Regions from separate parts of the Homo sapiens genome. Here regions 1 and 3 are each linked to region 2. The links are chromatin loops, found by intact Hi-C in ENCODE. Cell type or tissue: PC-3. All regions are shown on one strand. Links, peaks and the distances in the headings refer to the core of each region. The heading gives the core; the rest is flanking DNA. Region 1 has its middle 79 kb from the start of ETAA1. Region 2 has its middle 75 kb from the start of ETAA1. Region 3 overlaps LINC01828 (long intergenic non-protein coding RNA 1828).

Region 1 (8,190 bases), core at 1,384-6,383, 150 kb before region 2:
TTCTCAAAACAACAAAGAACATCTAAATAAAAATATCTCAAAAGGATTCCCTTTAAATAAAGGAAAAGCTGAAACCATGAATTCAAAAGAGATTCTAGAGCAAAGAAGCTCTCCTTCCTGATACTCGTTTCCTGGATTTAAAAATAAAAGTCCATTTCTTTAGTTGTTTTAAAAGGGAGAACTGCTATGATATTTGTACTGAAAAGGAAAGATTACATTAAGGGCTGACACAAATTGACAAAAGCCAGAAGATTCAAACTGAACACTATCCCTCTATCCCTAACTCAAGCATTTTAAAGCAAAAAATAATTTTAACAAAAGGACTGTGCTCCATTAAAAGATTTAGTGGTGACTCAGTAGGACAGCTAAAAACACATCTAGCATTACATGCTTCCATGATAGGTACTGAAAACATTTTAAAGAATAGATTAAAAGAGCATAATGGGAGAGACTTCGCTGAATTAATGACTGGGAAGAATATGATTCTGGTAAATCTGACACATACAACAGTCCAGCATCTGCAAACGCAGATGAGAGGAAGACATAAAACAACCTTGTAAGAAACCTGCACAAAAGTGTCTGCATTTTACTGTCCATAAATATCTGGTAGTTGGGGTGAGGTAGGAGCCGATAGACTGTAAATAATCTGTGTGCGTGCTTATACTAATTACTGTTAAGGACAACACAACCCATTTATTCTCCAAGTGAGCCATTCTGAATAATCATTCATATTTGGATTTGCTCTCATCCAATGTCTAGTCTTTGCCAGTGCCTTCTATATCTAGATCATTTGTAAGGGACCTATTCCACCTTACCGTGCTTTTCCTCTTCAAAATCTTTACCACCTTCCATTGCTTCCCTCCTCCACTCATACCAAACCCCCTACCTGCTCCCAGAGCTTAAAACCACAAGTTCTTTTCTGGAATCCTCTCAAGACAACAGAGCTAAAAGAGTTAGTGGAAGAGCCCTCTACTCAGACATGATGAGACCACTTGTTAATCAGTTAATCCAAAGTTTGTTCAAGTGGGGAATGATTTAAAATGATATTACACTTAAACATTTATTTTAATGCACGTCCATTTTGCAGCTGTTGATGCAGGGGTGAGGGTCCTTCCTCCTGTCTGGGTCCTCTGGAATTCCACAGCATCTTTCTTATATAAACCATATCCATAATATATTTCTACAATTTCCAGTTTGGAAATTTCTCTGAAAAAAATATGATACTTGCAAAGCACTTTGACTGCCAAAAGAATGTCCACATTGTTTTGCAGCTTTTTCCAATTGTTCACAGTTGTCTGGCCCACCCCATTTCAACAGCCTACTTTTTTTTTTTTTTTTTAACAATCCTACTTTAAACAAAAATCAACTATATTAAGTCTTTCAATGTGCTTGGCTAAATTTTCATAGATTCATGAAAATACATTCATAGCTTCATATTTTATTAAATGACATAATTATAATAAAAAGTACAATGATGGCCAGGTGCAGTGGCTCATGCCTGTAATTCCAGCACTTTGGGAGGCCAAGGCGGGTGGATCACGAGGTCAGGAGTTTGAGACCAGCTTGGCCAATATGGTGATACCCCGTCTCTACTAAAAATACAAAAATTAGCCCATTGTGGTGGTACACACCTGTAGTCCCAGCTACTCGGGAGGCTGAGGCAGAAGAATCACTTGAACCCAGGAGGCAGAGGTTGCAGGGAGCCGAGATCACGCCACTGCACTTCAGCTTGGGCAACAGTGCGAGACTCCATCTCGAAAAAAAAAAAAAAGTACAATGACTTAAGGAGGTTTAGGGACAAACTGTAGATACCATTGGTCCTCAATGAGAAGACACTAGCATTCATCCTGTGGAGGGTTTTATGCAGTGAACAGAGAGCATTTGCTAATCAGGTGGGTCTGATCTGGCAAAGCAGTTAAGTGGGGGCCGTTTAAGAAAGTGTTTGCGGTAGATCTATCAAGTTAAAAATTTTGGAGCCTGTACAATTTCTGATGATTGGCAGAGAAACCCAGGATATAGCTTATCGCCACAAACTCAGTGTGTGACCACAGATAGCAGTGATATTCGAAAGTATCCAAAAACATCAACCAGGCTGGGCACTGTCCAATTAGAACACATGCTGCCCATTAACCACCTGTAAAGATATACTGTGTGTTCTAGTTGAATATCAGCTCTGATGTGGAAAAGCTGACATTCGCGACCTTATTCACTTGCAAATGAAAATACAAGAGCGGTTGGTCAAGCAATACTCTAAGTTCCTTCTAACTCTGACATTCCTTATTGAGCTATGTACACCCCTAATTAATTTCCTTCCATGGGATTAATCATTTTTCTGATTCAATTGTTTGTTCTTTTTCTGGATGGGGGTCATCTCGGAATTGTCGTTGAGACATAGATTCTTGTGGGCAATAACAAGAAGACAAAGCAAGGGAGGCATGACAAGGTATACATTAAATGTAAATGTATAGTGTATATTTTCTATATGCCACGGTATCAAACAGATCTGCTTGCACATACTCATAACCACATACTCACATCCTCCCACCTGATTCTCTAGGGGTCTGTGTTCTGCATGTTTTATTTTGTTTTTTAACCTGGGGATGATGCTAATTTTCATGGCTTGCTTCGTTTACACAGATTGGAGCATGTTTTCCACATACAGCTTCTTGTTTGCCAACAAGCCCAGCTGTTGGGGGGCATAGAAGATCACCCAATTATAGAAAACAGTCTTGAATACCTTTTCATGTTTCCCTCGCCTACCCTGGAGGCTCTTTTCCAACAACTACAATTTTAAGGGCCTTTTTCATTTACAGGAAACATTTACTTCTTTATTACTTTTGTTTGTTTGTTTCCAACTCATCCTAAAAGAGTTTACCATAGCGTAGGTAGGGGACCCTTTTCAGTTCTCCTCTAACAGCCCACAGGGAAAGCAAAACCAGGAGAAACCAAGGCCATGTGACCAGATGAGAGCAGGCTTTTATTTTGAACTCCCTAAAAAGGGAAACAGGACCCAACAGATTTGAACATTTGCTTGGAAAAAAAAAAAGAAAAGAAAAAAATCTCCAAACTACTTTACGGTGTTAGCCCAGGCTCCTGTATGCCAAGTCCCAGCCCATAATAAATTTTATTGCAATGTTATAAACTCCTGAAAAGAGGAACTTGGAATGAAAGTGCTGACACAAGCTGCCAGAGCCAGGCCACTTCATTCTTGTGGACTCTGTCCTGACATCAGCACACGTCTAAGGCAAAACCCCCAAAACTGAAAAAAAATGTTTTGCCCGACGGATTCTTTGATTCTCTCTTAATTTTAGTTAAAAAGAACGGGGGAGGGGACCTCATCAATGAGAAACGAGCACTCTTGCAAACAATACATGACTGCATGTGGATGCTCCTGGCTTATAGCTCAAAGAGTTATTCAGCTGAAGTTAAATTCATTTTGCAAATGAAGCCAACCTTTTTTGAGGGGTGGGGGGGGGGTGATTATTCATTTAAATGACAGCTTTATGTACTATAATTACAGTCATTAATGAAGGCACAATTATTTTATCATACATTACCAAGATCAAAGAAGATTTCTCAAGAATAAGTTGTCAGCATATAGAGTCAATACAGAAATTAGACCAAATATGAACTGTAACATTTTGCTTAAATAATGCCCTAGAGGTTAAAGAAACAATGAGTTAAAGTTGTAGAGGGAGAAAATTTAAAAGACACACTAGAGGTCACTGTTGCTACTTGAGCTGAAGATGTATCCACACACATACACACCCAGGCACACAGGCGCACACACACGTGCGTGTGCTCACACACACACAGGTATGTATATATATAAAATATGCATATTTTAATAGGTTCTGTGCCTATCAGAAAAACTCTAAAAAGATCAGTTACCTTCATTAAATTAAAAAAAAATCCATCATGGTATTTTTTTCTGGTGGTTATGTGGACAGTTGGCTATAAAAAGATGAAATGTAAAAATAAATCTTAATTTTGAGGATTTCTTTCATGACCAAGGACATATCAAATACTTCACCTCTGATGAAAGATTTTGCACCTACTCTGCATTTTGAAAAACACCTTTCATCTATATGTTCATTTGGATTAGAAAGTAAAAGTAATTGAGGAATTATGGTCAGTATGCCTCTTCTTATTAGGGGAAGACGATTCCCTCTTTTAAAAATTTTTCAAATTTTAAGATTGTTAAATAGGGATGATATATTTAGTCCTATCTTTGAAGCTGTAAGGAGAAAGTTGTTTAGGTATGGCAAGTCTGTGAAAAATCTTGGAACAAGTATGGGAATTGTTAGTGTAACATTTCAACTCTACATTCATAAAAGGAAATTATTTTAGGAAAAACGACGGGTGGGCCTTTGTAAATGTAATGAGTTTAACAGGAAGAACTCCCTTATTCGTAGCTCCTGAAGAAGTCTCAGGCTCCGTACTGTGCTCCAAGACTTTTGGTGCACAGTATGTGCATATTGTTGATAGAGAAGGAGCAGATCTATTTCAGAGCCCAAAGGCTGGCTCCTGAGTGGATTAGCAGAAAAACTCAAGGCTGGATGATCTATCCCAAGAATAGCATCTCATTGCCAAGGAAGGAAATCCAGAAGACATATTCATGCTGTTCAGTATTCTTCTTAGAGTATTGGTTTCAGACATGTGTACTGGCAAGTGAAGGATCAACCTGGAGGTGTAAATTTCAAAGCTAGGCTCGCAAACAACGTTTCCAGAAAGATGCCCATTTCATCTCTCTTGTTTTCTATTCTTTGCACGTGATGCATGCCTTTGTTTGATAATGCAAGACCTGTAGCAAAGGACAAATAAGGGGAAAGGGTGAGAAAACTATCTCATTTCTTTGCTGAACCTCTTCTTTGTTCTCCATTGTGTTTTTTGATTTGTCCATGCAAATCACAGTCCTGGGAGTAATTAAAGTTCAGAGAGCTAACTAATAGCTCCTCAGTAACCGGATATTTTCTACGAATTTCATGGGTGTGGGTAAAATGGATTTTAAATATAATTTGAATATTTTAATGGAGAATTACACATTTTTAATAGAATTTGCCAAATATCCTCTGTTAAATTCATGTTAGTGACGGAAGAAGACTATTAGGATGCTCGCAACCTCAATGTGAATCAAAAGTAACTGCTTTGCCCACGAGACAGTGCAGCATGGAAGAGGTAATCTGGATGCTGGACTTTTGGTGCTTCCTCTACTACCCAGCCAAGGTGAACTTGGGCAAGCCCTTGACCTTCGCAAGGCTAATTTCTCACTTGTAAGAAGGAGCTAATAATTTCTGTCTTCTCAGGCAGGATGACATAAATTAATAGGTGTAAAGTGGTTGGTACCAGGCTTGGAATGGGAAAATTTTGGTAAGTGTCATTCATCTTCATTGTCATAACAGAAGTCCCCTGAACTCCTTGACACCTATCAAGAAGGGACAGATGCTGTGTTTACACCCACAAGCAGGTATGAAACAACAGCAACATAAGAAAACAACATTTGAATTCAACAGCTTGTTATTTGGGGGTGAGGAGGACAGGTTTTAATTAACAGTTGTATTTTTGTTTTTCCAAACAGCTTTGTGTTTACCAATTCAAACTTGGACTTCAGAGAAAACAGAGAGCACTCTACTATGATAACACAGAACTAGTACCATAATTTTTTTTGGTTAAGAAAGGTATGTACGTTCTGGAAGTTACCTGGGTAGAATAAAAAACAGAATAAAAGTGGAAAGAACAAAAGAATTTAAAAAATGAATAGAATTTATTTTCAAATAAATGTGCATTTTGTTAACCAAAATAATAAACATTAAATGTGTTTGTGTTTTGTGCCACATAACTATTTTTTAATGTCCTATTATTCACAGCCTAGTTAGAGGACCAGGGGTTCATTGAAGTCAGCATGTTTAAGAGCAGTCCCACAATTCTTACCAGGCTGAAAACCACTGCCTTCACCAGCTCTGGTTGCAATTATCATATGCAATACATTTTGTTTTAAATGGAAGCTTTTATAATGAAATTTAGAAGCCAGCGTCATTTCTCTTCCTTTGCTTTCTACTAAAAAAGAATTTGAGGACAGACAATAAAGGAAATGGCAAGGAACTATTCTATGACCTTGGGCAAATCTCTTCGGTAGTTCGGCCTTGTATACACACACATATGCCCACACACATGCACACACCCCCTTCGTTTTATATTCTTCTGCAAAGCCATGTCAAACAAAAAGTTGGATGGAGATTTGGCAATTCCTTGGTTATTTTGAAAAATGGATATATTGATCAAATTGAATGGGTACCAAATTTTCTAATTATGCAAATAATTGCTAAGTCTTCAATGTAGCTTGCTTAAGAAGTACTGCCCAGAGAAGGGGAAATGAAGAGTTTCTTTCTCACTTGGGTATACAATGAGAATTTGTAGAGAGCTGTAAGCACCTCAGCCGAGAAATGATGCAGAAGGAGAAAACGTGGGCTGGGTGCGGTGGCTCATGCCTGTAATCCCAGCACTTTGGGAGGCCGAGGCGGGCAGATCATGAGGTCAGGAGATCGAGATCATCCTGGCTAACACAGTGAAACCCCGTCTCTACTAAAAAATACAAAAAATTAGCCGGGCATGGTGGCGGCCGCCTGTAGTCCCAGCTACTCCGGAGGCTGAGGCAGGAGAATTGCTTGAACTCGGGAGGCGGAGCTTGCAGTGAGCCAAGATGGCGCCACTGCACTGCAGCCTGGGCGACAGAGCGAGACTCCTTCTGGAAAAAAAAAAAAAAAAAAAAAAAAAAGTAGAAAACGTGATACCCTTTTCATCTTACTATAATGAAAGTACTGGAACTGCCTTTTACACTAGATTAAAACATTTTTAAAACCCTTGTTCCTAGCCACACCCTAGAACACTGTTTCTGAGTTGCCTTTATTTCATTAACATTCTGGGTCAGCAAGAACAGGGCTTGGACAGAAATACAGCAAGATGGCTACCTATCACTTGCAGAGGAAAAAAAAAATTCAGGATCATTCCCCAAGTGAATTAAAAACATAATAACAAAAAATCCTCCAGTTAGTGATTCTTCTTTGCTGCCTGTAGGCAGTTCTTTGATTGTGGGATATCTGATGGGTGTTGGTGGGGAGAGCCAGTTTAGTTGTGTTTACATGAAATAAAAGGTAGAAGCTGCACAACTGTACCCGAGAAGCTAGGAAGGTCCCCCCCGATGCGGCAGCTGTGCTGTGAATGCCTTCAGGTACTTGATTTTTCCCTTTGTTGACATCAGTGTAGCCACATTAGGGACTCTTAGTGTCACAGTTAGACTTTGGAAATAAATACAGTATAGCAGCTCTCCAGGGACCTCTGCTGAGAAAGAGACATCAAATGGTGAGGAGATGGTGAGGAGGAGTGGCTTGCCTGGAGAGCCAAGGAGCTCCTTAAAGTGGGCTCTGGACTGAGGAGCAGTGAGCAGGCTCAGAATGAAAAGAGAGCAACAAAAAGGACTGAAGAGTTGACACCCACTGTCACTTTTTGCCTCGCTCATGAATTTGGCACGTGCCTTTGGAGAATTCAGTGCAAAAAGACCTCCCACCAAAGAGTGATGTCTGTTGCTTTGTATAGAGGTTTGGATTCCCTAGTTGGCTCTGCCCCTTTCTGCTCATGACTTGAAACAAGTCACTTCTCTCTAGACTTTAGAACTTTTCAATGCAACAAGGAAATCATATTCAGATGTGCTCATGTGTCTTGGGATGAAGTGGGAGGTAGGAGAAATTGAGTTCTTGGACTCAAGTACAGTGATGTGGATCCAGCAATAACCCTTTCATGGAAGCACGGTCTTCTCTGGTTCTCAAAATTCAGGCCACAGATATTGTCATCATGATCAGCTGAGAGCCTGTTTGTAAAGGTATGGTGCTCTGGGTCCACCCAGGATCCACGGAGTCAGCATCTCTGAGCATGGATCCTAGGAATCTGGATTGTAGCTGGCCCCTGGCTACTTTTTCTTTCTTAGTACATTATTGTGAGAAATATCACCAGCTCATCACCAGCTCTTATTCTTAACAAGGGCTAAAAGTGCTTAGTTTCATATGGATCCTCTCTTACTGGCTTATGTATTGAGCAGTACATGGTTCCACTTTTATTAAAGAACATTAGGAAAAGGTAATTTATTTCATGGTTTAGTCCACAAATCTGATTTTGAGAGAATGGAATGAAGAGTGT
Region 2 (8,190 bases), core at 1,264-6,263:
AATACATACTGATTTTTCATTAAGTATTCTGAAAGTTTTCTACAAAAAAATTTAAATTTCATGATTATTAAAAAGCTAGTGAGATTTATCAAGCCAATTAGATGATACAGGCTTTTGTATTTTATTTAAACCAAGCATAGAAATACGTATTTCTTGAGTCATAGTCACAATCTCATTCATTTTCTGAGATGTATATTAACAGTTTAGAATGAGAAATTTATGAGAAAGAAGATAAAGGAATTCTGGCTGTAAAGTGAAAGTAATATTTACCTACTTCATAAAGTGATAGTGAGAACTGAATGAGTTATATTGAAAGCTCATAGAGCAGTGGCCGGCAGGTTGTGAGTTCAACAATTATTACTAACAATAGCAATTATAATTATTATTCTTTTTTGTGGCTTTTGTTGCTAAAATACTTGCTATCTTAATTTTAATTGTCTTTATTTTAAGTAACAGACTCTCTGAGAGGCAATGAATACCTCCAGTGAATTCAACTGGAGAATTTTGGGGAATAAATGTTATAATTTCTAATTCTTAGATGAAAAAACTGAATCATAGGATGGGACTTTCTATGCAACATCTTCAAATACAATCTTGATCATCACATGGATACCAAGTCCAATATAGCATCATTTAAAAATGTGAAGGGTACCAAGGTGTACTCCAGTGTGTATCAAACAGTGGGCCATGTTACAATGGTAGATTATGAGGCCAATTTAGTGGGGTTGCAACCATAATTTTAAAGAATTGAATTATTATGGAGTAGGACTGGTAAAATAAGAGTAAATTGCCTGTGTAAAGGTAAATATTGTTTGTGAAACCTTGTTTTGGTAATGTGTGCATGTATTGGTTTAACCTCTCACTGTGAGTTTTGATTATTGGTAGAGTGGAGAAACAGGGGCTCCATAGCCAGACAAACTTGGCTTCCAATATCATTGGCCTGTTTTACAGAAAAGAGCATGGAACTGTGCCTACAAGCTAACAGGCACTCAAAACAATGTCCCTTCTTTCCTGCCTCTGTCCACAGGCTGCCCCCACCTTCTCCAGTGTGGACTTGAAGTTTTGGAACCACAGAGTAATGCAACACTGACATTACACACAAGGTGTCCTTAAACAAACAGGTATCACTGTGTCATATTACAAATTCATCCAAGCTCGACACACCAGGAGCTCCGTGAGTGATCTGGGTTCTGAAGCAAGGAAAATCAATTGTATTTAAACAACGAAAAATAGTGTCTCCTGAGCTGCTCATAGCCAAGAAATCACTCTGGCCCCATTCTTAAAATAACAGGTATTTGGGTAGAACTATTGATTGTTTTCACTTTTGTTGCCTTAGCAGAATGACGCATCATCCATAAAAAATGTGAATGTGAGGACGGTGGGACCATCCTGGCACACTGAGCAGCAGGGACCTCCGAGCCCTCAGATGTCATCCAGCCAGGTGTGTGGGGGCCACTCGCCATGCACAGCTTCTCTCAGCAGAGGTGAGCTAAGAGGAGGGAGAGGATAAATGTGTTATCACATGCTGCCCATTGCTTATCACACAGGGAGCCCACATCTCCAAGTCCAGTGCATTTACTTGATATGACTTACCTTAGTTCCTTTTTTACCCGGGTGGAATGCTCAGGGGGAGGAACCGAGACACATTATTTGGTTTCACTGACATAATATTGAGCAGAAAAAGACGAATTCTCCTTCCCACCTCCTTTCCTTCTCTTCTTTTCTTCTTCTTCGTCTTCCTCCTCCTTCCCTTCCCCCTTCCTTTTCTTCTTTAATAAAACATCCATTTATGTACCAGAACTTAGTGAAACTGCTGAGGTAGTCAAGCCTGTAAATTGAACCGGTCCCTTTTACCTCCAGAAAATATGAACGCATCCTTCTGCCACGGGGCTGGCACACATGGCGGGATTATGCTACCGTTAACAGGAAGGCAGGAAAGTACATTATCACTTCAGGGCTGTCATTACCAGAGGGTTTCGCTGTGAACTATAGCATTCAGGGCAAGGCAGGCAGTGGAAAAGGGGGGCTGGGTGGGCAGGGAAGAAAAAAAGAAAATGTTGTTGTTGTTTTTCTTCCCTTAACAGGCTGACCAGAATGGTGGTGATATGAAGAGTTGGGGAATTCGACTTGAATACAAAACATAACACTGCTTTCACTTAAAAAGGTGATGACAACAGCTACCTCCTTCCATTATCCTGTAGGTACATATTTGGAAAAAGACAGGCTCAGCCACACCTGATGGCTTCAGCTAATCAATTCATGTTCATCTTAAATCTGTCAAGACAAGATCACCTATTTAGTGTTAAGCTTAAAGGGATATATTTTGTGCCAGTGAAATCTCAAAGAGATCAGTTCACTACACATTTTTTTTTTCTTGCTCCTCATAGAACAAACCCATTTTAAGATTATTTTTCCTCCTTGGTATAAATTTTAAAATTTATTTTAAACAAATCACTTATTTAATATCATAAATTACAGCAATAAAATGACCAAGAGATGAGAGTGCGTTTGACTTTTTAGGTTAGTTCATAAAACAGTTGCAAAGTTCTATATCTAAGTAGCGTTATTGCGATCTTATAACGGCAGAACTTGGGGATAGGCAGTGGAGTGAAGTTCAGAATCTTGGGCTTTGTTTTCTTCAGTCCTTCTACAAAGTTGCTTAGCACAGATACTGAACTCTTAGAGAAGTTACAATCATTTTTAATCCGTTTCTTCACAGTCTGTTTTTTGTCTGGATTCTGTTGTACAGCATAACAGATAAGCAGATCCCTAATGAGTTCAGAGCCAGCCAGTTAGTTCCTGGATATGTTACAGGTCCTTGTTAATCCAGTTAGGTATAGCAGGTTACTCATTTTTCCCATTTCTGCCCTTCACCTTGCCCTCCACTAAGATTTCTAATTTTATTGCAGAAAGATCTACCTTTTAGCAATGAAGAAATCATTATTATTTTTAAAAAGCAATAGTGGTGAGAGTAATTCTAGGCAAAGTATTACAGAAAAAGTAAACAGCATGAGATGGTGGTTCTACGATTCCCTACAAGACCATCTGTTTTCCCAATGAAAAATCTAGTGCTTCCTCGAGTTATGTTTTAAAAGGCTTAAGCAATCATTCAGATAATCAGACTTCATTGCTATGAAATTTCATCAAACTGTACTCAATCCTTGAACTCATATCTGGGTCCATTTTGCCAATCAGATAAAACTTCCTAGGCTTTTTCCTAGAGGCATGAGTGGTTAACTTGATCTTATTGCACTGCAAAAGATTTTGTGCTACACATCATTTTTCATAAAAGCTATTTGTTGTGTTAGGAGAACTCCAGAGAGACTGCTTGTTAGAATAGATTTTGGGGGTGGGGGTGGGCCAGCGCTGGTTCTGCTATGTCACTTTGGACCAAATGAAAATTCTTAGAAATTCTTACAAATTAACCTCAGAGGACATGAGGAGGCAAAAAGGTGATACAGAGGAAATTAGTGTCTTGGTAAGTAAAGATGTTATTTCTCATGAACAGACCAATAATTATAAAAAAAAAAAAACCAAAGAAATCTATAATTTGGAAGCACTGAATTCCTTTGTCTTAAGATTGTCACTTGCTTCTTCTTTCAGTTGGCATAGGGGTTAAAGCCACCTGACTCCTTTTTTTTTTTTCCTTTGTAAAGGTCAGCCAACGCATGCCCACTCTTGTCCACATGAGCACAAACAGCCTTTGCGTTGAAAAAGCACTAGGTGGTGCCCATTTTCTTTGCTGGTGAAAGGGCTGGATTCCCCAAGGGAGTCACTCTGGGCAAGTTCACCAGGCCCTGGCCCACATAGCACAGTGCACTTCTCTCACAGATGACCAGGAGCATGGTGTCACAGTCTGTCCCTTCCCTGATGCATCCTGGGGCTTGCCTGTTTTAGGAAAGAGCTTTGATTTGGGGATACAGTGTTTTTACATGTGAGGATAGGAGTAGAGGAGGGTGGTGGCAAAAAGCTTCGAGTGTTCCCTTTGAAAATGAAAGATAAGAGGAATAAAGGCTGCAACACTGCCATCTGCATTTGTAAAAAGTCATAGTATATCTCTGCCAAGGCTCTCCTCCTGCCAGATCATCTGGACAATGCAGTGCACATGCTAATTTTATTTTTTCCCACTTTTGCCTGTAATCAAACTGTGGAAATAAGGCAAATGAAGGTTAATCTTAAATTTCAATTTGTCTCTTCACAAAAATAATTATTTGTTGAATAAAGCATGGCTAAATTGAAGATTTTGCATGCCCATGTCTCCCCCCCAATACCTACCATTTGAAGAGGTGGCTTTATACTACTGAGTTCTTTCCTTTAAAAAAAATCTTATTAGGCACGCTTAACAGATTGTTGCTTTGTGTTCAAGGAGAGCAGATAACTGGCTAAGAAGATTTTTTTTTCCAGAATAATTTTATCCAGGCGATATGCCCATCGGATCTGTTTTAGAATGTAGAACTATTTAGAAAGTTTTTGTTCTTGTAAAGATCTGGTAGCAGCAATTGAGCATAATCATGTTATTGTCATAAAAAGAAAAGAAAAGAATATAACAATTTTTTTCTAGTAGACATATGTCTTGTCTGTCTATAACCTATTCCCTGAAATTTGGCCTAGTAGAGTTAGTTTGTTCAAATATATTTATTTTGTTTTAGAGAAAGCAAGAAAATTGTTTTTTTGAATGCCAAAGAAATAGATTCTTGTAGTAAAATCTTAATCTTGTTTCACAGGTTGGTGAACCATACTCCAACAGAAAGGGGACATAAGACTGTAAGTAGTTTTAAAAAGTTGAACTAAGAGAAAAGCTTTATTATGAAACTATGAGGATTATTTCTGTGCACTGGCTGCCCCGTCATATGTCGTGGCATGTGGCGGGTTGACTGCTCATTAATTCTATTTATATCAGTATGATAATCCACCCCACTGAGTATGCATGTGTTAAAATATTCATAAATTATGTTTATTGTGACCAAATATACATTAAATGCCAAAAGAAGACCATTATTTAAAGACAAAACCAGTCAACAATCAAACAAGCAAAGCCTTTTTACTGTCAGTCCAGTACATTATGTTTTATCAAATTCACATGAATTGCTTCTCCTTCCAGTGCCCCATAAGGAATGTTTATCCTTTGTTTTTAAACTATGCAAAGAAATAGACTTCACTGAAAGGAACAGATTTGGAAAACAAAAGCTGTTACATGATCTCAGACTAATAATAACATCGGCTGGAAGAAACCATCTAGGGAAATGCACTTTTGGCTTCCAAAATTATTTGATCCCTAATATACCCTTGACTTGAATTTGATGGCATTTCATAAAATCATAGACTAAGTTAAATAAAGCAGCTAACTTTTTTTGATAAACTAGGCTGCCAATAGAATTTTAAGTTTGTACATTTTTTGTTTGAAAACAAAAAAAGGATAGTTAAGAAAATCTAGAAGGTTGAGAATTGAGACCAGTAATTAAACTATACTGCGGCAGACCGTTTTGGAACTTATTACTTCCAAATGAAGCAATCCTTAACTACTCTGTTTTGAATGATTCCAGGAAGTTGAAAAAATTGAGGTGATTATTCTTTTTACAGGCTGCTTATGCAGCAACACAGCACAGTTGAAAAGTTTGAATTCCTTGTCAAAATCCAAAGTGGTTTTAGTTAAAATATATTGCCTAACTTACCCAATTCATCATATTCTGAATTGAAGCCATGAAAACATCTAGGATTATTAATTATGAGGACCATACTTCAGATTTAACCAAAATAATGATCATTTTAAAAAGTGACCTGTATGCTGGCTTAATAGTCACTTGTAATATCCTCCAGGAAACTGTTAAAAATTTCAAAACTTAAATTATACTTGAAAGGACTTTTTTTCTAAATCAAAACAATAAGTGAGGAGTAAAACAAAATAGAAAATTCTGAATTTATTTCATTGTCACCATATGCTTATTTTAAAGAAGAACACAACATTTAGAGAACAAATTAAATTTAGAGAACAACATTTAGAGAACAAATTAATTTAGAGTAAAAATTAAATGTTTTTCTCATGTCGCCAATACTTACTATAGGAGTGAAGTCATCACTTAAATTGCATGTTAATTTCAAGTAAGATTTTTTTTTTTTCCTGTATAATGACACCATTATAGAATGTTTTACTTTCTACTTTTCCTTGGAAGAAAAATGTCTTTACTTCTATACAATCTTTTAAGAAACCTAAACAGTATGGCAACCTGAACAGGTATAGGAAATCTCTCCAGGGAAATAATTCAAAATGTGGAAAAAGCCATGTATATAAAAATTTTCTTTATAACATTGTTTATAATAGCAAACATTGGAAGGCATTTTAATATCTAGCAGTGGAAGCTTGGTTAGGAAAAGATGACAACATTCATTTGATGAAATATTATGCAGTCAATAAAATTGGTATAAAGCAGTATGAGAAATATGGGATAAAATACTAAGTTAAAAAAGGATACAAGATGAAGGTGTAGCATGATTATAATAATTTTAACACATGCAAACAAAACACTAAAAGAGGATGCACAAAAGTGTTAATCATCAAATTGAAGATTGAAATGGATTTTTTACCCTCTTTTCATACTTTTATTATGTTGTCATGCAATTTAAAATGCATTTTAAAATTTCAAAATTATTATCAGTAATCAATTTATACTTTTTCTTTAGATGTCATAAATAATCACCATAGATTTTTGAGGGGAAAAATTAGACAACTCCAATTTCCAAAGATGTTAATTTTAAAACCAGTATCCCAACGTGTGGTTTTAGTATTCAAACCTAATTTGATTTCTATGGAATCATAGTGCACTTATATTTTATTAAATAATAATTCCCTCTTTTATTAAAAAAATCCTGCTTATTATATTTAACTCTAAACGACAGCTTTTTCGCCTCTCAGTTCTCAAAAACCCTGAGCAGCCATTTCAGAAAACAAAACAAAAGAAAACCCCACATATCAAAACACCACAAAACCCTCTCATTAAGCTCTCTGCAAAGTTTGAGATGTACTTTCATGTGAATCTTGGCCTCTGTACAGCACTGCTGCACAATCATTTTCATCTGAGATTTGAACATATTGGAAGAACTAGAGCCTTCCTTTCTTTTATCCTGTCATTTCCCCCGCTGGAAGTGATGGGCATATGGCAGGCACCCTCCCTAGATTCTCAAACAACAGGAGGGACCTGATTTCAATTCCTACATCCTGTCATCAGTGACTCTCGGGATATTTTGTTCTTGCAAGGCTAAGGATGTGATTCGAATTTGCCATACGGACAGAGCTTAATGCGATGCCATTTTTACCACTGGCGCCCTCAATCAGTTAATTAAACATGATATAAATCACCACATGTATTTGTTAAGTAAGATTAATATGGCAAAGTCAAAGTAAAAAATGAGGAATCCTCCCCATCCTAGGAGTGTGAATCACTGATAGGAAGATTACACTTTTGGAAACTCAATACTTTTGAGCAGGCTTTGTTGGTTTAATCCCTCAGACTGCTTTGTGCAACTTGAAACCTAGAGCTGTCATCTTTAGCCAAAATTTCAGCCATAACTTCCTCAGCTTTCACCCCATTATTGAAATCAGCATTCACAATACTTAACAAAGATCAAACCTTTCAGCGGACCACGGGGCAGCCTCTTACCACCTGGGACACCAGAAACATGTTTAATAAATATTTCATTTTGTTTTAACATGAAGACTCCCTGGTTTCAATTTTTTTTTTCTTTCCTGGGGAGCTAAGGGCTACCACCAAGCTGCACATTCCGTCACTATGGTCAGTTAGGTTTATAGCCTTAATAAAAGGATTTGCCCCCCTTCACATGCTAGGGAGCCTTGTTAAACCACAGCAATTATAGAAACACAAGATAGGTGCTCTGCAAAGATCAAAGCTCACTTAAAGACAGCTCTGTAGGAATTTGGAGCTCTCTTTGAAAAGTGCTCAGTTTACAAAGTATAGAGGTATTAAACCCTAGGAATTAAAAACTTATTTTAGAATAATGTTTAAAGTCTGACAGTAGTTAATATGGGATCTCCTTCAGTCACTCTTTGTGTATTATTTCTAATATCTATTCACGGCATACCTATAATAGCTCCAAAGGAACCATTACGCTCAGAAGACATACGCATATGATGGATCCTTAATACCAAATGCATTACCTACTCAGTAGGTACATTTT
Region 3 (8,190 bases), core at 1,579-6,578, 86 kb after region 2:
ATGTAACAAAAGGCCAAGACAGATCCCTGCCTGGCATTTTAGCCTCCAATTTGTGTTGTCAGCTAGGAGAAAGTTAAGTTTAGAGGCTGAAGCCTGGAAGGCAAAGGGCAAGGCATGCTCTAATGGGTACCCATCATGCAATTCTTTGGTCTTATGGTCTCTTTTATAATCTCTATTAGAAGGGCAGCTTGGGACATTAGGTGTCCTGACCCCGTCACAGAGCAAGAGGACCCATATTTCCTGCTTGTCAGAGGAGTGCATCCACCATCCCTCCCCTCCTCTCAACCATGGAGTTCTATATGATTCCAGATAATGAACCAGAGAGACTACTTGTATTTTGAACGGCTGCAGAGTATGAACATTTCCTCATGAAAAGAGCCTTTGTCCCTTTTATCGATACTTGAAAGAGGGTGAAGATAAGATGATTCTGGATCTTGTTTGAAGAAAGCTCCCCAAAATTGATCTGAAACTTGTGATAATCATTTCCCAGATGAAACTGGCCCAGACACCACCCAACACCTCCAGGAGTCCTTACAACTCTGCTTATCTGGGTGAGATGAGTCAGCATTACACAGTTTCACTTGTTGCACAAAGGAAGGGACGGTCATAAATATCAGATGGAGGCTCCCATCCTCACTTCATAATCCAGTTGGACATGCTAGTGAAGGAAGGGCTTCTGGAAGGGCTAAATGAGTTGGTAGATGTCAACAGCTCAGCACAGCACTTGACACAAAATAAGCATGTTGTAAACTGCAAGGATTAATAGATATAATATAGATTGTAGATATTTTCCTGCTTCACTTTATGTCACAAAAAAAATGCTAAGTGAATTGCTTAAATGTTGAAACATTCTGGGAATAAACGCAATTGGGCTTTATTTTGTTTCTTTTTTCTTTAGTAGAAACTATATATTTACTTCATTTTAGGTACTACTCAGGTACTCACACCTCAACATATCATTGCTTCTTCCTCTTGTTATGGGGTCAGAAATTTATCATGAAGTTTTAATTGTTAGACAATGAGGATTTTCCAGTTATCAAAATTCTTTGGGAGAGAGAAAACTTTAGCCTCTTTAGGCCAGCACCTAATGACACAGTTGGGAAGAGCAAACCAAATAATTTCGGAAAACAACCTTTGACTACAATTCTGATCCAAGAGGATCAGAAGTGTTATCTATTGAGAGACTGCCATGTCTCAATTTAACAATATTAGGCATTCTCACCTGATTTTTCACTTAAGTCATATAATACACCTGCAAGTAAATGTGATTTCGCCCCTTTCCATACATGAGGAAAACGAACCTGGTGCTTTTTAGGTTAGGTGCTAGAATTTGCACAGGTCTGTCTAATTTTGAAGTACAATCTCTTTTCCTTACTGCCAAAGATGGGGAGAAGAGTGGAGAATAAGAAGTTCGGTTAGAATGGGAAGACTCCTAAGACAAAACTGGCTTCTTAGCATTTGCTTAGGACAAGTGTTAGAATAAATGAACTAAATTAACAATAGCAACAAAACAGGAGAATATTCTGTCTTGGTCTGCTTAGGCTACTATATTAAAATACTAGACATTGGGTGGTTTAAACAATAGACATTTATTTTCTCACAGTTCTTGGGGAGAGAGGACAGAGATCAGGGTGCTAGCATGGCAGGTTTCTGGTGAGGCCTGTCTTCCTGGCTTGCAGACACTAGATCTCTGGTGTCTCTTCTTATAAAGATACTAATCCTATCACATCAGGGCCCCACCCTTATGACCTAATTTAGCTTTAATTACCTTCTTAGGGGCACTATCTGCTAATACGGTCACACTAGGGATTAGGGCTTCAACATATGGATTTTGGAGGGACACAATTCATTCCATAGTTATGCTTCTCTCTAAGTTAATGCTTGTCTATGTCAACCTTATTTTTATATTTTCTATGCTTAACATGGGCCCCATTATAAAACTCAACTTATTTGGGATGGAATAATTAATAAATAAAAACAGTTGGAGGTCCTTCTTTCCAAAAGACTATAAAAATTGATGCTAAAGTATAATAGGGTTGTAAAAAAGAAATTTCAGCAGCTTAATTTCTTAAAAAAAGTCGTAAGAGTTTTCATTAGCTAACTTCCAAGATAGCTAGTTTTAATCTAGAATAAAAGGTTTCTTAAGGTTTCTCAATAGTGACACTATTGACTCCATGCACCAGATAATTCTTTATTGTGAGGGTTACACCGTTCATTATAGGATGTTCAGCAGCATCCCTGGCTTCTGCCCACTAGATGCCTGTAGTACCCCTGTCCCACTCCCACTGCCACCCTGTCTTGGCCTCAATCATAATAATAAAAATTGTTTCCAGACATTGCCAAATGTCCCTGGCAGGAGTAGGGATGTGACAAAGTCATTTGATCTAGATTCCAGTTTGTAGACCACAGAGTATTACGGATCTTAGAGAGGCCTCTAATTCCAAAACAGAGAATCTGCTTCAATCTCATTGGGATGCATGATCCCTTGATTCATCCCTTTTCTCCCTCTTAACTCAGTCTGTGCCTCATGTACACTCACAGATTTCCTACTCTGCCCCCATTCCCTTTTGCCACTTGTCCTTCTGCTGTTTCTGTCTCAGCAGAAGTGTCCATTTTTCTGCTCCTGCTGCCAGGCAGGTAAAGGTTAATTGAGTAAGAAACAACTTTGGCATCTTTTATACACTTCTTGGTTCTGCTACCAAGGTATTCTCTCAAGTCCCAGCTAAGCAGTGGCCAGAAGTTTGCCTCTCAACTTTATAGTGAATTCCTACTCTCAAATCCTATCATCAAACAAAGCTCATCTACAACTTTGCTTCAAAGATCAAGACTTCCTGGTTTGACTGCTGTTAACATCTGTCTTCCATTTACAGACCTTCTATTTCTTTATTTGCTCTGAAGGAAAGTCCATTCTCCTGTTCAAAGCACTCTTGGTCTTCCCTATTATTACCTTTTTCTTGCTTTGGTCCCCTCCCCGTGTGTCCTTGTTTCCCCTTGCATCTTTAGTCTCTCTCATTCTCCTTGTCTTTTCTTCTGTTTCTGAAAACTTGCTTAAGTTTTCTTTACTTTCAATTAAAAAACTAAAAAATCCTCTTCCCTAACCCAGTGGTTCTCAATTAGGAAAGATTTTACGTTCCAGTGGACATTTGGCATCATCTGGAGGCATTTTTGGTTTTCACAACTGAGGGTAGGAGTGTTACTGGCATCTTAAGAGTAGAAACCAGGGGTGCTGCAAAACATTCCATTTAAAATTACAGGTCTTCTTTTCCCCAACCCCAACAAAGACTTATCTGCTCCAGATATCAACAGTTCCTGAGGTTGAGAGTGCTCAACCCTATAATTCCCTGGAGATGCTACATCACCTCTGCTCTTTTACTTTTTAACTCATTGGAAGAATTGTGCACACCTGCAACTGTACTTGCTCACTGCTCAATCACATTCACTTACTCTTTAATCCATTGCAATCTAACTTCCTTCCATAGGTTACCAAACCATCAAATCAAGCAACCTCAGTTCAATCTTTAGCTTCTGAGCCTCTCTGCAGTCTGTGATATTACCTTCCCAGCCTGTAGCTTGGGAAATCATGGAAGGATCAAAGGTTCACGCATCCCAGTGAAGTTGAAGTAAATTGTCTATTTTGGAAATGAGAAGTCTTCCAAGATCCACAATACTTTATAGTCTGGAATCTAGACCCTAGATCAGTGGTTCTTAAATAAATTTGCTCCCCCTCTACCCCTGTCTGGGGACATGTGTCAATGTATAGAGAGAATGTTTAATGTCATGATTCGAGCAGGGGGCACTACTGGCATCTAGTGGGTAGAAGCCAGGGATGCTGCTCAATATTCTTCCATTTTCTTTCTTCTGACTTATCTTTTGGTATGCCTCCTTAGCTCTACCCTGTCTTTATCCTCCTCCAATCTGACAGGTGTTTCCATTAACTCTGTGGTCTCTTTTTACTCCTCCTCTTTGTTTTATCTATGCTGCCGGTTTGTAAACTTGGTGAAAACATTTTAATCATGCTAGATACATGGGATGCTTTTCAGGGTTCCTTGCACAAAGGATAGCTCAAAAAATATTTGTTTGCTTGAATTAGGATTAAACTACGTATATCTATGTAGAAAACAAAACAAAGCAAACTGGCCTCCAATCTCATGAAAATCCGAGAGCAAAATTTGGAGCTTTTATTTATCATGTGGCACATCTTATCTCCATTGTTATGCCATGGTAAAACAGGCCCATGGAAAGTCAGGAGAAATAGGAGTCCAGAATTTGAGTTGAGTTGCTGACACTCTTGGACTTGGGAAAACCTGTATTATTCTTGGGCATATTTCCTCATGCATAAAACAGAGGGGCTAGAGCAGATGAGCTTCAAGGTCATTTCTAATTTCAAAGTTCTATGATCCTAAATAGAAAACTCATAAAGTTGAATCCCTAGTAAATTTTTTTCTAATTCAGCAAGTTTTTCAGTAAAATGATATTCTTAAGTTGACTTAATTAATATCTTTATATTTTGATGGGTCAAACATGCAGTGTTTAAACATGTGTATACATATGAATACATACATATTAAACATTATGTACCTATATAAAATATATGTGTATGTATATATGTATCTATATGTATGTGTGTGTGTAAGCATCATGTAAATCCAGTAAAACCAGGCTTTATTTCTAAATCAAATGTTCCAGTGCAATTCTAAGTGAGTTAAAAGATGTTGATCATAAAAACATGGATTCAGCCTTAACAACTGTGTCACAGATAATGACGATGTAATGAGGGAATTTAAGCAACAATCAGAAATGATGTGGTTTTCTTCCCCCACCAAGCACATGTTAAATTAACCAGTAAGCCTTGAAGCCATGCATACCTGATGATTATTTTATGTTATCTTGTGTTTTAAAAAATGGTTCCAAAGTACTAGATTTACAGCACTGCAGAATCCCACACTGTTGCAATGCTGTCTTCAATTCAGCCACTTCATATTGAAATTTCACACACAATAATTGGCTGACCTTCACAGCTATGGCAGAAACTAATTAAAGCTGTAAGGCTGTGCTAGCATTGCTTTTGTGTGAAATGTGAAGTTTGGTGATAATGAAATATGGGGTGCAGATGTTATTGTCTTAGATAGACCGTGCCCTTGGTTCACACTAATGAAGAACAGCAATTATTAAACAAAAAGTATTTTTTACTCATTAATTATTTTGTGTTGTGAAAGTAGAAGTACAAACACAGCACCACCTCTTCTACCAGCTAATCCCCAAAGTAATTTTATGGACTTTACCAGCTGACTTCTATATCATTAGGTATCCAGTTTTCACTTTCTCCCCCTACTGCTCTTAGACCTTTGGGAGCCTTAAGCAAGGACCTGGATGGGTTCAGAGAGCAAAGGGTAAAGGGCATGCTAAAAATGGTCACCCATAAAGATTTTTAGACAGCTGGAGGATTAAATGAATGAAGCTTTTTGGAAATAACTTCACACACCAAACAGAGATGTTGGTAGAAATATGATGCCATCCACATTGTTGTCGGATGATAGGCAAAGGTCACTGCTGCTCTTGAGGTGCAAGTAGAGAAATGAAGCAGGCCTGAGCTCTGTTTCTTGGTTGTTTGGAGTCTGGGTTTCTATTAATAGGTCAGTGTGACTTGCAGGACTTCCACTGGGTCAAATATAACAAATCACAGATTTGTAACAATTAAAGGAAAACACTAAAAAGGCACATTGTATTGGCAAGTCTTCACTTTCCATGGGCGAATGATCTAGTCTGCTTCTCTTTAGTCCTCTTCTCATTGACTATATTTTAAAATTTAAGTTATTTTTTTTTCCTCATTGACTTTGGGATACTCAATTCTTATTAACTGGCTGAGGTGGGAGAGACATGAATTAAACTTAAATTGTCCAATTTCCCTATTTGGGGAAGGAGAGTGAAATGATTAAGTTTAACTGTTACTTGTGTAATTTTTACTGTCATTCATACCCCGTACCATGAGCATGCAGGTAGCGACTGCATAGGGCACTGTATCAAGGCCTTGTCTAAGAGGTGTCAGCTAGTAAAATGCAGCAATGATGAAGATGGGAAGTGGCAGAAGCAGCAGTAGGTAGGTGGGCATCAACTGGATCATGTTACTTCAGACTAGGCAGGGGAACAAAGGCTTGAGAGGAGGAAGATTTGTGGTCATGGAGATACCATGTAGGGGGAGGTTTGCCATAGAGGTTAGAGGAGGTAGCTTTGGGCTCCATTTTCTTAATGGTTGTGCCAGTTGTCAATATACCTTAGTCTCTGGGTAATGGGATACTTAGTGGGACTATGACTGAATTTGAGGAGTAATTAATATGGCTAATGATGGTTATAATGACTGTTGGCATTCTATGTCTCTTCATTTTGGGGAAAGGATAAGAACATCTTCCCTTATATGAAGGATAGCTATACATTGTTAGGTGGAAACAGACTTGCATGGTTGTTGTAAAGAAGTTCATTTGCGTGCAGATGGGTGCACATAGAAGCTCAGTGACCAAAGGGGTGGACTATGTCAGTTATTAGGCTATTGCCTCTCACTTCCTAATCTACGCTTCATTGCCCTGCTTTTGATAGTGGGACATTTCTCCCTTGCCAGCTTGCACAATGTTCCCTTTTTGCAGTAGAGGGCACTGGAGGGACACTGGAGGAGGAAAGGGCTGTTCTTTCTGGTTTCTGTGTGTTTTCTGGTTACTTCTGTAGTATAAGGTAGGCAGCATTCACAGGACACCAGCAGGGTTCAGAGGCAGCACATTTCATGAGTATCTCCCCATTAGCAGCTTTTCCCCAGCAACGCAGAGGGCAGCTTTTTAGATGTTCCACTATTATGGGAAACTGGCCTGCCATTCAGTGAGCCATGAATGATCAAGTCCTCTCCAAGGGAGACTGGGTCTCACTGAGACCTTGAAGGAGGCAGGGCTTCACTGGGTCCTCTGCCTCAAACCTAGAGGTAGTGGCTGCTCCCTCTCTGTGCTATTTCTGTAATCTTACCCCAAATAGGTAAGAATTACCTACTCCTAAGATGGCAATCCACTCTTGTAGTTAATAATCCTTTTTCACTAAGCTTTCCTTGTTCACATTGCTATGTGGCTTCTGTCTCCTGATTGGAACCTGACTGATTCAGTGACCCTCCCATCTTCACTTCAATGACTTAAAAAAGAAGTAAATTAATTTGTTTATTATCATGACTGATTGAGTTAAATATAAAAGGCTAGGCAAGAAGGTATTGGTAATAGCAGAAAGGTGACAGAATATAATTGAAGCAATTGTCAGCTTTCAGAAGAAATAGATATGAATTAAAAGATTACAACCCTATGCAATTTTCAGTGTAAAGAATAATGAAAGAATGAACAAAAACTCTTAACTTTACCATATATCAAATAAAGCAGTAAATTAGACTGAAAATATAGAAAATATAAAAATGTGGTCACATTGTTCCATGTTAAAATGTACAGAGTACCCACTTAGAGATTACAAAAGGCCTGTAGTGTTAAATCCTTTGGGCTAAGACATGAAACATCAGCTTTGGAGTGGTCTTGGCTTACAGTGTAGAGGGAAGCATTAGATCATCTCACTCTCAGGAACTGGTTTCACCCCTATTACCACTCATCCAGAATGCATCTCCAATTCACTTATTTGAGGCAGACTCCACAGCACTGCTAAATTTTATAGAAGCGAGATCCCAAACACTGCCCTCTCTTTACAGCATAATCATCATTTTCACCAGCAAATCTACCATTACACAAAATATGATCAATAATGGAGTGGATGCTGTTAAATAGAGCAGTAAAGAGACCTAGCTGGAACATTAATGAGAGGCAAGGCACAGCAATGGAAGCCAGCTCTTCCCCAAGGAGAGAAATTGCCCCCTTAGGATATCAAACCATGTTTCTCCTCAGGCTGCATGACACATGGACCTATCAATACCATGAGTAGAGCAATGTGCAGGTAGAGATCACCCATGGGAATGGCATCTAGGGACAGCAATTCAGACAAAAAGGAAAGGGTAATAACTTGTTCATTGAGAAATAAGTGAGTTACAATGCTCCTGAGCAGGTGTCTGGTCTGATGCTTCTAAGCTAGAAGTGCCCGTTTGGCTTAGAAAATATAATGTCAAACTTCTTTTCAAGCCAGATCCCTGGGGACAACTAAAACTGGGTTGCTGCAGAGAACTGC

The links. Hi-C counts contacts between places; a loop is a spot of excess contacts. Peaks named below come from ENCODE experiments on the same cell type or tissue, not always from the same donor. Only the 100,000 strongest peaks of a DNase experiment are listed, where the experiment ranks them.
Region 1: a loop joins it to region 2, with 6 times the contacts of the local background. A loop is called at or near these places in 4 of 110 quality-filtered maps.
Region 3: it touches region 2 in a loop (10-fold over the local background); 7 of 110 quality-filtered maps call a loop at or near these places.

The regions. Positions count from the first base shown.
Region 1 is chr2:67,472,541-67,480,730 of GRCh38, reverse strand. No RefSeq gene overlaps it. Among named protein-coding and RNA genes, the nearest start is that of ETAA1, 79 kb to the right of the region's middle. In PC-3, for the core only: a CTCF peak has its summit at 3,699 (motif pointing right); a DNase peak (open chromatin) is centred at 3,750; H3K27ac peaks cover 901 bases.
Region 2 is chr2:67,318,379-67,326,568 of GRCh38, reverse strand. No RefSeq gene overlaps it. Among named protein-coding and RNA genes, the nearest start is that of ETAA1, 75 kb to the left of the region's middle. In PC-3, for the core only: a CTCF peak has its summit at 3,730 (motif pointing right); a DNase peak (open chromatin) is centred at 3,748; H3K27ac peaks cover 708 bases.
Region 3 is chr2:67,233,102-67,241,291 of GRCh38, reverse strand. The region is part of intron 1 of LINC01828 (long intergenic non-protein coding RNA 1828); the gene reads right to left. The region is part of intron 2 of LOC101927661 (a long non-coding RNA gene); the gene reads right to left. Among named protein-coding and RNA genes, the nearest start is that of LINC01829, 22 kb to the right of the region's middle. RefSeq lists an enhancer at 4,410-5,851. In PC-3, for the core only: a CTCF peak has its summit at 3,818 (motif pointing left); no DNase peak of the experiment used is centred there.